3 separate regions of the Homo sapiens genome follow, and regions 1 and 2 are each linked to region 3. A link is a contact called in ENCODE Hi-C data. All regions are on one chromosome and are shown on one strand. The core of a region is the stretch at or near the end of the contact, and the rest is flanking DNA. Distances in the headings are between cores, read along the strand shown.

The links. Hi-C counts contacts between places; a loop is a spot of excess contacts on that map. Pooled maps may share reads with other maps.
Region 1: a map with no recorded cell type shows a loop between it and region 3 (14-fold over the local background). The contact joins two enhancer-like sites. A Hi-C loop is called at or near these places in 2 of 37 single-sample maps with no recorded cell type and 3 of 50 pooled maps.
Region 2: a map of GM12878 shows a loop between it and region 3 (2.3-fold over the local background). The contact joins two enhancer-like sites. A Hi-C loop is called at or near these places in 1 of 168 maps with a recorded cell type or tissue (GM12878), 3 of 37 single-sample maps with no recorded cell type and 3 of 50 pooled maps.

Annotation. Positions count from the first base shown.
Region 1 is chr2:226,904,664-226,908,034 of GRCh38, forward strand. It overlaps RHBDD1 (rhomboid domain containing 1), which reads left to right. Exons shown (of 9, transcript NM_001167608.3): 6 at 2,130-2,218. Among named protein-coding and RNA genes, the nearest start is that of RHBDD1, 70 kb to the left of the region's middle. RefSeq lists a silencer at 184-333. Within about 2 kb of position 1,633, at least 3 of the 41 ENCODE cell types and tissues checked have a DNase peak (open chromatin) inside an H3K27ac peak, as active enhancers do.
Region 2 is chr2:227,847,296-227,850,237 of GRCh38, forward strand. No RefSeq gene overlaps it. Among named protein-coding and RNA genes, the nearest start is that of DAW1, 23 kb to the right of the region's middle. Within about 2 kb of position 1,461, at least 3 of the 41 ENCODE cell types and tissues checked have a DNase peak (open chromatin) inside an H3K27ac peak, as active enhancers do; they include GM12878, where a contact is called at or near this core.
Region 3 is chr2:227,409,464-227,412,828 of GRCh38, forward strand. No RefSeq gene overlaps it. Among named protein-coding and RNA genes, the nearest start is that of SCYGR1, 23 kb to the left of the region's middle. RefSeq lists an enhancer at 2,147-2,346. Within about 2 kb of position 2,093, at least 4 of the 41 ENCODE cell types and tissues checked have a DNase peak (open chromatin) inside an H3K27ac peak, as active enhancers do; they include GM12878, where a contact is called at or near this core.

The DNA of each region.
Region 1 (3,371 bases), core at 383-2,882, 510 kb before region 3:
TTCTTTCAAGTGTTCCTCATTGCATGTTCTTTTCCTGAGAGCCAGCGAGTCTTTTCATAGCTTGGAGACAAAGAAAATTACTCAGAACCATCTTGCTTGTGGTGTTTCAGGGAATCTCCCCTAGGCTGCTGCCATAGTAGGCGAAATGTATTGGTTTTGACTCTGAGTCTCGTGTAGGTTACCAAATGGCGGATTCTTAGCTCTGTGATTGCCGTGGCTCAGCAAGCACCCTGAGCTGAACATCTAGTGGTTTTAACTTACCTCCTGTTGGTCTTGGTGAAACGGTCCTGGCACACTTGAGCCATTTACTCAACATATCCTTGAGTGCCTCTCATGTGCCTGGCCCTGTCCTGGGTGTTTGGAATACATATGTAAAAGCCACATAAAGGCTATGTTCTTGGAGTCTCCATCAGGCTCTTTCATAACTTTCAGTTTCCCACCTTCTGGAATGAGAGGTCACTATTCCAGGCTGTGGGAATGCGTTCATTTGCTTGGCTTTTTTTTTTTTTTAAGCTTCTAATTTTGTATAATGTATGAATGAGACACCATTGCTGCCCTCAGGGAGTTTGTGTGTGACAGAGAGAGACGGACAGGCAGGCAGACGTGTAAGTACTGTGCCACCAGCAGACTGGCTTCGTGCCAGAATAAGGTAGGAGCCTCAGCTCTGAGGGGAGGCAGGAGAAGGAAAGAACGGCTCTTCAACTGGGGTGGCATTTTTTGACAGAGGTGCTGTTTGGCTTAGCCTATGGTCAGAGAGTGCTTGGGGGATGTGACAGTGGGGCATGTGGGAATGGAGGTAGTAGACGATGAGGTCTCCACCCTCTGACTTTGCAGAGATGGGCAAGGCCAAGTGTTGGAAGGGCTTAAACACACACCGGAGTATTCTGTGAGAACCAGTGGATTTCAGAGGATGGCAATGACACCACTTGCCTTCTGCCTCAGGAGGATAACTGATGGCCGTGTGTGGGATGCACTGGAGAGCAAGAGCTGGCTTGCAGGGAGACCAGCTGGATGATTTTCTTTCATTTATTTTATTCATTCAACACACATTCATCTGGGGTTCACTCTGTGCCCAACACTGGGCATTTCCAAATAGTCCAGATGGCAGTAAGCATGGTTGTGGCAGTAGGAATGGGAAGGCTGGGAGGGGTATGAGAGGCATTACAAACGGGAAGTGGGAGTGGCACCCCAGAAAAGTCTAGTTTAAGGTGCTAGTGGATGTGTGCATGTGTGCGCGGGGGTGTCTAGAGGGTGGCGGGCAGCTGGAAATTGAGGTCAAGTGCTTAAAGAACAACTCGTTGTGTAGGACCCCCCCCTTTGTGGTAACAGCAGAGGTTTTTGAGAATCGCCAGTAATTTCTTAAACTCAGGCTGGTTGGGAGGTCATTCAGCCAGGGAACTCCACAAAGAGTGTTGCCACTTGGGTCAAAGTAGACCTCTGAAAATAAATCTTACAAGTAATTGCTGGTTTTAGATGCCAGTTTAAGAAGAGTTAAACCACTGTCATGCCCTAACGCAAACACTTTCATGCCCTAACTCATCTTTCAAGTTTGAAATTTAAATGTATGTTTCTTTGTTCTGAGTGACTGAAACATACACATGAAGACAACTTTGGTGGATGCAGGTGGGCATCTCAGTTCCTTTTGCTGAGTTTCACTTGCTCTCTGCTTCACTCATCCATGGTGTAGAAAACTGCAGCAGTCTGCCCTGCCATAACACAGATAGACATCATCCCTCACAATGGCTGGATAATTCCAGATTTAATGCCAAACAGAGAAAACTGATTTTATTTATGTTTTGTGATAAGAGGTACAGAAAAAAAACGGAAAGCGATGTAATGACTTGTCTTGACCAAATGCTTCCACTGCTCTGGAGGAGACAACCCACTTCCCCTGGTTAAGGAGGGGTGTTGCGTTTTAAACATGTGGTGGTTGTTATTCATTGTACTTTTTTTTAAGGTAGGAGATGTTGTTCTTTGGACTGAGTTAAATGCTGCTTAGCATAAAAGACTTGATGTGGAACAAAGCCTGCAGACTGTGACTATTTGACATGCACTGGGCTAATGAGAAGACAGAATGTCTCTAATCAGCAGCAGAACAAACACTCACAAAGGGTCTCCTTCCCTCCTAGGACTTCCTTCGCTGGGCATCTGGCTGGGATTCTTGTTGGACTAATGTACACTCAAGGGCCTCTGAAGAAAATCATGGAAGCATGTGCAGGTACAGAATAAAACACCTTTGGCATGACAACAGCTTGGAAGTTCATGTTAATTTTAATGTGAACAGAAGCAACCCCAAGTTTCCCTGTGGTTCAGCTCAAGAATTCCCTAATATGCCTGTTTTTCTTTTTAAACCGAAAGGTAAAACAACCAGTGCAGTTCCTTACATTGCTCCACAAAAGAGGCTGCAAACTTAAATTTCGAATCTGATACTTTCTTAGGGGACAAATATCAGTATATATTTATACCCTCAACCTTAATGCTACCCGCAGAAAACCACGATTTCCTAAAGAATGCAGAGAACTAAAGTGCCTTTAAAATAATGCATTCTTCTATAATAGTCCATGAATTAATATACGTGCAAGGCAAAGGTGAAAAAGAAAACAAAGCCTGGACTGAAGTGCATGGCCAGTATTTTAAAGAATTCAGACTGATGACCGGGTCCTTGGTGGATGAGCCATATATTCATGCATGGCGAAACCAAGTCTGTTATTGCTTGAAGCTTAGCTCCTGCTTTTTTTAATTTTGTTTTTCCCTTCAAATTGATACTCAATGAAAATATTTCATTTAGAAATACTTGTATTTTTTAGACCTCTTAATTTTCAATGCGATTCTCATTTTGACTTGTAAGAAAACTGGTTTGCAAACACTTGTTTTATAGACTGAGTTCCACTATTTCATCTTTTATTCATGGGAAGTCTTCTGAGACTATTTTACCTTTTCTTGAACCATAAATAATTTGTTTCACAGTTTGTGCTGATGACTGGTATTCTTGAGAACCATATAATATTCATGATAGTAGAAAGCTTTCCAGGCACTGCACTGGCACCTTTATTAGCAGGTCGTGTTCACTTTTGGTTGATTTTTACAGGCTGTGTTGCATTTAAGCAGATCCTCATTTTCCCACGTTTGCTTATTAATGTGTTTCCACTGTACGTACTTAGAGGAGGCAGTGGGAGCTTCATTTATTGAAAATGTCCAGTTTTATTGTATTTTCAATACAATTTAATACTCATTAGTACTGATAAAAGAGATGATTCTCGGGAGTTTAATGTCTTGTTTCTTTTTTCTGTGTCTCATGATGAAGCGGTTAGTAAAGCTTTTTGCAGACATGTTATGAAATTTAAGCAAGTGCTTTGTTTAATTTTTAAAGA
Region 2 (2,942 bases), core at 211-2,710, 440 kb after region 3:
TAAGTCTTAGAGGGAAAATAGGAAATTAGCAGAGAAGGAAAGAGCTGTCTAGGCAGAGGCAAGACTCACGCTAAAGTCTTCTTTGTCTATTTCACTCCTTCGGCACTGCAATTCTTCCCTCTACTCCGGCCCTCCAGGTGAGTGTGAGGGTTTAAGAAATGGGGCCCCCAAAGCAGGTCAGAGGCCAGAATATGTTCTGTTCATGTTTAGAAGATTTACTGGAGAGTTTTTGGAAGCAAGAACATTTTTGTTATGAAGTAAAAAGGAATATCTAAGATATCCCTCCGGCCGGGCGCGGTGGCTCACGCCTGTAATCCCAGCACTTTGGGAGGCCGAGGCGGGCGGATCACGAGGTCAGGAGATCGAGAGCATCCTGGCTAACACAGTGAAACCCCGTCTCTACTAAAAATACAAAAAATTAGCCGGGCATGGTGGCGGGCGCCTGTAGTCCCAGCTACTCGGGAGGCTGAGGCAGGAGAACGGCGTGAACCCGGGAGGCGGAGCTTGCTGTGAGCCGCGATCTCGCCACTGCACTCCAGCCTGGCAACAGAGCGAGACTCCGTCTCAAAAAAAAAAAAAAAAAAAAAAAAAAAAGATATCCCTCCTTCTCCCTTAGAACAAGGAAATACAAACTAACGGAAAAACCAAGGAAGATGTAAAGAAAAGAAGAGAAAACTAAGGAAAACTTGAGAAAATTGAGGCACAGATACAAAGGGGAAGAGAGAGAAGGGAATGAGTCAGGAGGGAAACAGAGAAAAGAGATTAAAGACATAAAAAGATAAAAGTATCGGGAAGCATTGCAGTGTGAAAGGGAAGAAATAAGCAAAGAAGACTTTGGAAGCTGCGTTCTTAAGATCTCTCTTAGATGAAAAAGGGGAGAGATAAATGAGAGAAAAGTAAAAAAGTTTTAGCAGAAAAAAAGAGAAATGATCAGAAATGTTTAATAGAAACATGAAAATTAGAAGTTCATGGGGCAAAAATAAAATGTGGCTTATTTTTATTTCTCTTTCTTAAAAGAGCAAACATTTGCAGGAAATCAAAAGGGCTCAAATTTCAAAGATCAACAAAACCAAGTGATGGGAAAAGCCTTTATAAGAGAAACTAGAATGGCATAAGAGGAATCTTAATAGTTTGATCATTTAAACAGGCTAAGGTAAATACTCACGCGAAAGAACCAAAAACTTTGTAAGAGTTATGATGCCAGAGAAAATAAGGAAGAAGAAAAAAGTGAACACTGTTACGTGTTCTAACTTGCAAGTCTCTTTCCCTCTTACTCTGCTAAGAATAAAAGAAAAGGCGGAAGGAAGAGATGAAAAGGGGGTCATTCCAACTCATTAAAACAGGGAAAAACCAACTATTGCAGAAAGGAATGGTGAGCCTGGTAAAAGTTGGGAGGAGGATGGGAAATTGCAAGAAGAGGGTTGTTAAAGTTATGAGTTCATTTTCCCTCGCCCCCTCATGGTACCATACTCACTCGACTGGAAAGGCAAGTTTCACTCCAGCAAATGAAGCAGCAAGGAAGTGACTTCACAAAAATCTTCCTCTGCTCTAGGGTAATTTGGGCCTTTCATGATTTAACTCAGTCTACCACATCTTGACCTAGTTGAAAACTGGGTCAGACTATTTTTCTTGAACGGAAGCCTAAAAACCACCCTCCCTTAAATGAATTTATATTTTTGCAGTATTGTCTATACTCAGTTTCTCTTTTACCTTTTTGGAGATGCTAACAAAAATTACTCAAGCCAGTTAAAGACCCTGGACCCAGAATCCATCGACAGAGGAAAAGGAATCAGGGATTTCATAGGAAAGTTGGAAGATTTGCTTTCGGTCCTTCTCCTGGTGGGGCACTGGGTGTTAATTTAAGTGACAATCAGCCCATTTCAGTCATGACCTTCCTCCCTCTCTGAGCAATTACTGAGGCACAGAAGAACTCCATTTTGGCTCAAAGAGTTTGTAAACCAAAAATAAAATTACAAGGCCCCGCCAACCATCTGAATGGACCCCTCTTCTCAGACAAGGGCATTCCAAAGTTGGTTCAAGCCATAATGTGAAGGGAGGGTTGGACATGCCACATTACACCCTCCTTCCTTTTGGAATTCAGGAAAAGCCAACCAGCATTAATATCGACACAGACCTTGAAGTCTGGTAAGAAATATTTACAATCTATTCTCTTGGAAGCCTGCTACTTAGAGGCTTCATCTGATTGATAAAACTTTGGTCTTCACGACCCCTTATCATCCTAAACCAGACACTTGTTTCTATTGATTCCAGGTCTTTAGATAATAACTCTTTCAACCAATTGTCCATCAGAAAAATTTTAAATCTACCTATAACTTGGAAGCCCCACTGCTTCGAGTTATCCTGGCTTTCCGGACTGAATCAATGTACATCTACATGTATTTGATTAATGTCTCCTGTCTCCCTTGAATTTATAAAACTAGGCCGTGCCTCGACCACCTTGGGCACAAGTTCTTGAGATCTCCTGAGGGCTGTGTCACAGACCATTGGTCCCTCATATTTGGCTCAGAGTAAATCTCTTCAGATATTTTAGAGTTTGACTCTTTTCCTCAGCAATTTCTATGAGGTGTGGAAGAAAGGCGTCAGGAGTTGGGGAAGAGAAGAGTGAGGAATAAATGAGGCTGCCCAGTTAGGTTAGGGGCAGGGACTCCCAGGACACATTGAGGAGTTTGGGAGGATGATAAAAAGAGTGGCAATATGATTAAAGCAGATTAGAAGAAACAGGCGTGGCTGGTGGAGGGATGTGAGAGAAAACTGGCCAGAGTGGGAAGCAAATTGATTCTTGATGAGTAAATGCATCCTGGCCAGGACCATAAATACTCCCTAGAGTATGATTACTCATGATCTTTTCCCCATCTGGCTGGTTGGAATAGGTATAATCCCTAAGGAAGCTTGCCAGATAGAATAAAATAGAGGATACCTCA
Region 3 (3,365 bases), core at 843-3,342:
ACACACATATATATACACACACACATATATTCAATGTATTGAATGGTCTGTCCAGTTGAAGCCCTGATTCTAGACTAGATAATTTGTTGGCTTCTTGTTAGATCACTCTTAACAGAAATGTGACTGGACTTAGAATCAGTCTGGAAGCATTGTGGATACTCTGGAGTCTGACGTTTCTTGTCCCTTAACATTCAGCTCGTCTTTCCTGAGTTATACCTCTTAGTCATTTCCCTTTGAAATTAAGAGAAGGGCCTCAAATCTTAAAAATGGAAGAATACGGCCGGGCACAGTGGCTCACACCTGTAATCCCAGCACTTTGGGAGGCTGAGGCAGGCAGATCACCTAAGGTCAGGAGTTCGAGACTAGTCTAGCCAACATGGTGAAACCCCGTCTCTACTAAAAATACAAATATTAGCCAGGCATGATGGCGCACACCTGTAATCCCAGCTAGTCGGGAGGCTGAGGCAGGAGACTGGCTTGAACCTGGGAGGCAGAGGTTGCAGTGAGCCGAGATCACACCACTGCACTCCAGCCTGGGCGACAAAGTGAGATTCATCTCAAAAAAAAAAAAAAAAAAAAAAGGAGGGATAGAAGGTCTTGTGTTATTAAGACATAGAAGAAAAGTTAGTTGAGAATCTCACTGGCCACACCCCAAGAGGGGACATTTGGCCACTGCGGGTACATTGGGTGGTCTAGGGAATTGGCTGGGTCTGGGACACACTTGTTAAGCTCCTGAAACTTAGAGTTGAACAGAACAACAGCAGCTAGTATAACGACTTGAAAGGTCCTTTGATGAATTTTAATACCTGGACGCATAAATATTTGTGTTTGATACTTTTAGGCATCTGAAAGAAGTGTCTGATTTCCTTGCTAAGGGATTGGCCTCAGGAACAGATGCATACCAGTGTTGAAATTCTCCTCAGCCTCGTGACTGGCAGTGATTCTTGTGTATCTGCCCTCTGCCTGTGTTGGAGCTGCTAAATTGTAAGAATTTGTAAGTTGGTAAAATACTTCTAAAAACCCTCAGCTCCATAAATATTTTTAAATTTAAATTTAATTTTGTTTTAGAGATAGGGTCTTGCTATATTGCCCAGGCTGGTCTCAAACTCTTGGGCTCAAAGCATCCTCCCATGTCAGCCTCCAGAGTAGCTGGCACTACGGGCACATGCCTTGCTTTGCTCTTTAATTTTTTTTTTCTTTTTTTTTTGAGATGGTCTCTTGCTCTGTCACCCAGGCTGGAGTGCAGTGGCACAATCTCAGCTCACTGCAACCTCTGCTTCCCAGGCTCAAGCGATTCTCCTGCTTCAGCCTCCTGAATAGTTGGGATTACAGGCATGTGCCACCACACTTGGCTAATTTTTGTATTTTTAGTAGAGACGGGGTTTCACCACATTGGGCAGGCTGGTCTCGAACTCCTGACCTCAGGTGATCCACTCGCCTTGGCCTCCCAAAGTGCTGAGATTATAGGTGTGAGCCACCGTGCCTGGCCAGCTCTTTAAATCTTAACGTAGTAACACCGTTACTAATTTCTCAGCTGCTTTTCTGAGTTTAACAATTTCTGACTGAATGCTTTATTTATAGGTTGACAATTCTCAGTACCCCTAGTCAGCCAAATGTGTCTCTCTCCACAACAGAGACTCACCTTCTCGTGGCTGCAAGCTGTGCAGCTGAAGAGGGATTCTGGAGAAAGAAGGGGAATCCTTTTGTTTGGGTCTATTAATGCTACGCAATGTGCCTGGGTTCTTGGAGGGAGACATATCCCATTCTTCCTTATTCCCTCCCATTGACTATACAGGAGAAACTGTATGGAGCTTACTTCAGAAAAACTATTAAGTCCCAAAGATGTGAAGTGTTTTGAATTTTATTCAAGTCCAACCTTGCAGGGCAACAACTCAACACAGCCATTCCTGCTCTTTCAGGAGAAGCCACAAGTGTGGGAAGACAGGCAGCTAAGTCTAGGGCACAGACAAATTAGTCATACTGTCTGCTTAGATCCTGAGGGCCTGCGAAACCCTCAAGGTTTCCTGGTGTCATCTTAAGGTGCTAGTTATTCCATTCTGGCTGCCTTTTGATTCATTTGGTTTTCTGCCCACAGGCAAGCAGAGGCGAAACCAACCTGCCAACTCTTACCTCAAACCCATTGAGAGAGACCTGGGGATTTCCTAGGGTTTTATTTTTACCTATTGCTCCCCAAACAGAAGTTCCATTACACAGAAGCATTTCTTTTTTTCTTTTTCTTTTCTCTTTTTCTTTGAGACGGAGTCTTGCTCTGTCACCCAGGCTGTCATGCAGTGGCACCATCTTGGCTCACTGCAATATCTGCCTCCCGGGTTCAAGAGATTCTCAAGCCTCATCCTCTCGAGTAGCTGGGATTACAGGTGTGTGCCACCACATCCAGCTAATTTTGTATTTTTAGTAGAGACGGGGTTTTGCCATCTTGGCCAGTCTGGTCTCGAACTCCTGACTTCAAGTGATCTGCCCGCCTCAGCCTCCCAGAGTGCTGGGATTACAGGCATGAGCCACCGCGCCCGGCCACACAGAAGCATTTCTCAGTGCCTAATCTAGTTTGCATATCAACTATTATGGAATAAAGAAACCAACAAGACCTTGCATTGCACTCCCTGGGTGGGATGACATATGCCTATCAAGGCCAGAGCCTCCTGAAACCCATCTCTTATTTCTGTTGGCACTGCTCCCACCCAGACAGAAATGAGTTAGAGTGAGGCATTCTCCCTAGTAACCACGGGAAGTAGGATTTCTCCCTGCAGAGGAGCAAAGGAATAGAGGAATGAATATCTTTGACTCCTACTCCTGTTCACCTTATGGGAGTCTTCTCTGATCCCCACAGCTAAAACACCGTCACTTCTACCCCATTCATCTTTATGCTCTTATCTGGCTTTATCTTTCCTGTCTTTTCCCCCACCAACACTTACCTCCCCCCTGCCCTAGAATGTGAGCCCCCTGAGCGCAGGATCTGTCTGATTCATTTACTGCTGTATCCTCAGTGCCCGAAACAGTATCTGTCCCATTTCTGAGTGCACAAAAAAAAAATCTGTTAAACAAATAGGGGACCTCTACTATTGCCAGGCACTGTGTCAGACCCTGTGCATACACTATACATGTGACACAGGTAGGTGTTAGTGGCATCATTCTACAGATGAAGAACCCAGGGAGTAACAAAGGAGGTGACATAACTTCCTCAAGGTCACACACTTAGTAAATAGTTGAGCATTTACTGCCTCTAGAGGGTCTATCCTCTAGAACTTGATCCCTTTTGTCAAATGCAAGAGCTAAAGAATTGTCGAGTAGAGTGTGTTTCATTCTTGAAACCATCTCAGTTTTCTACCTAGGTAGAATTTAGGAAA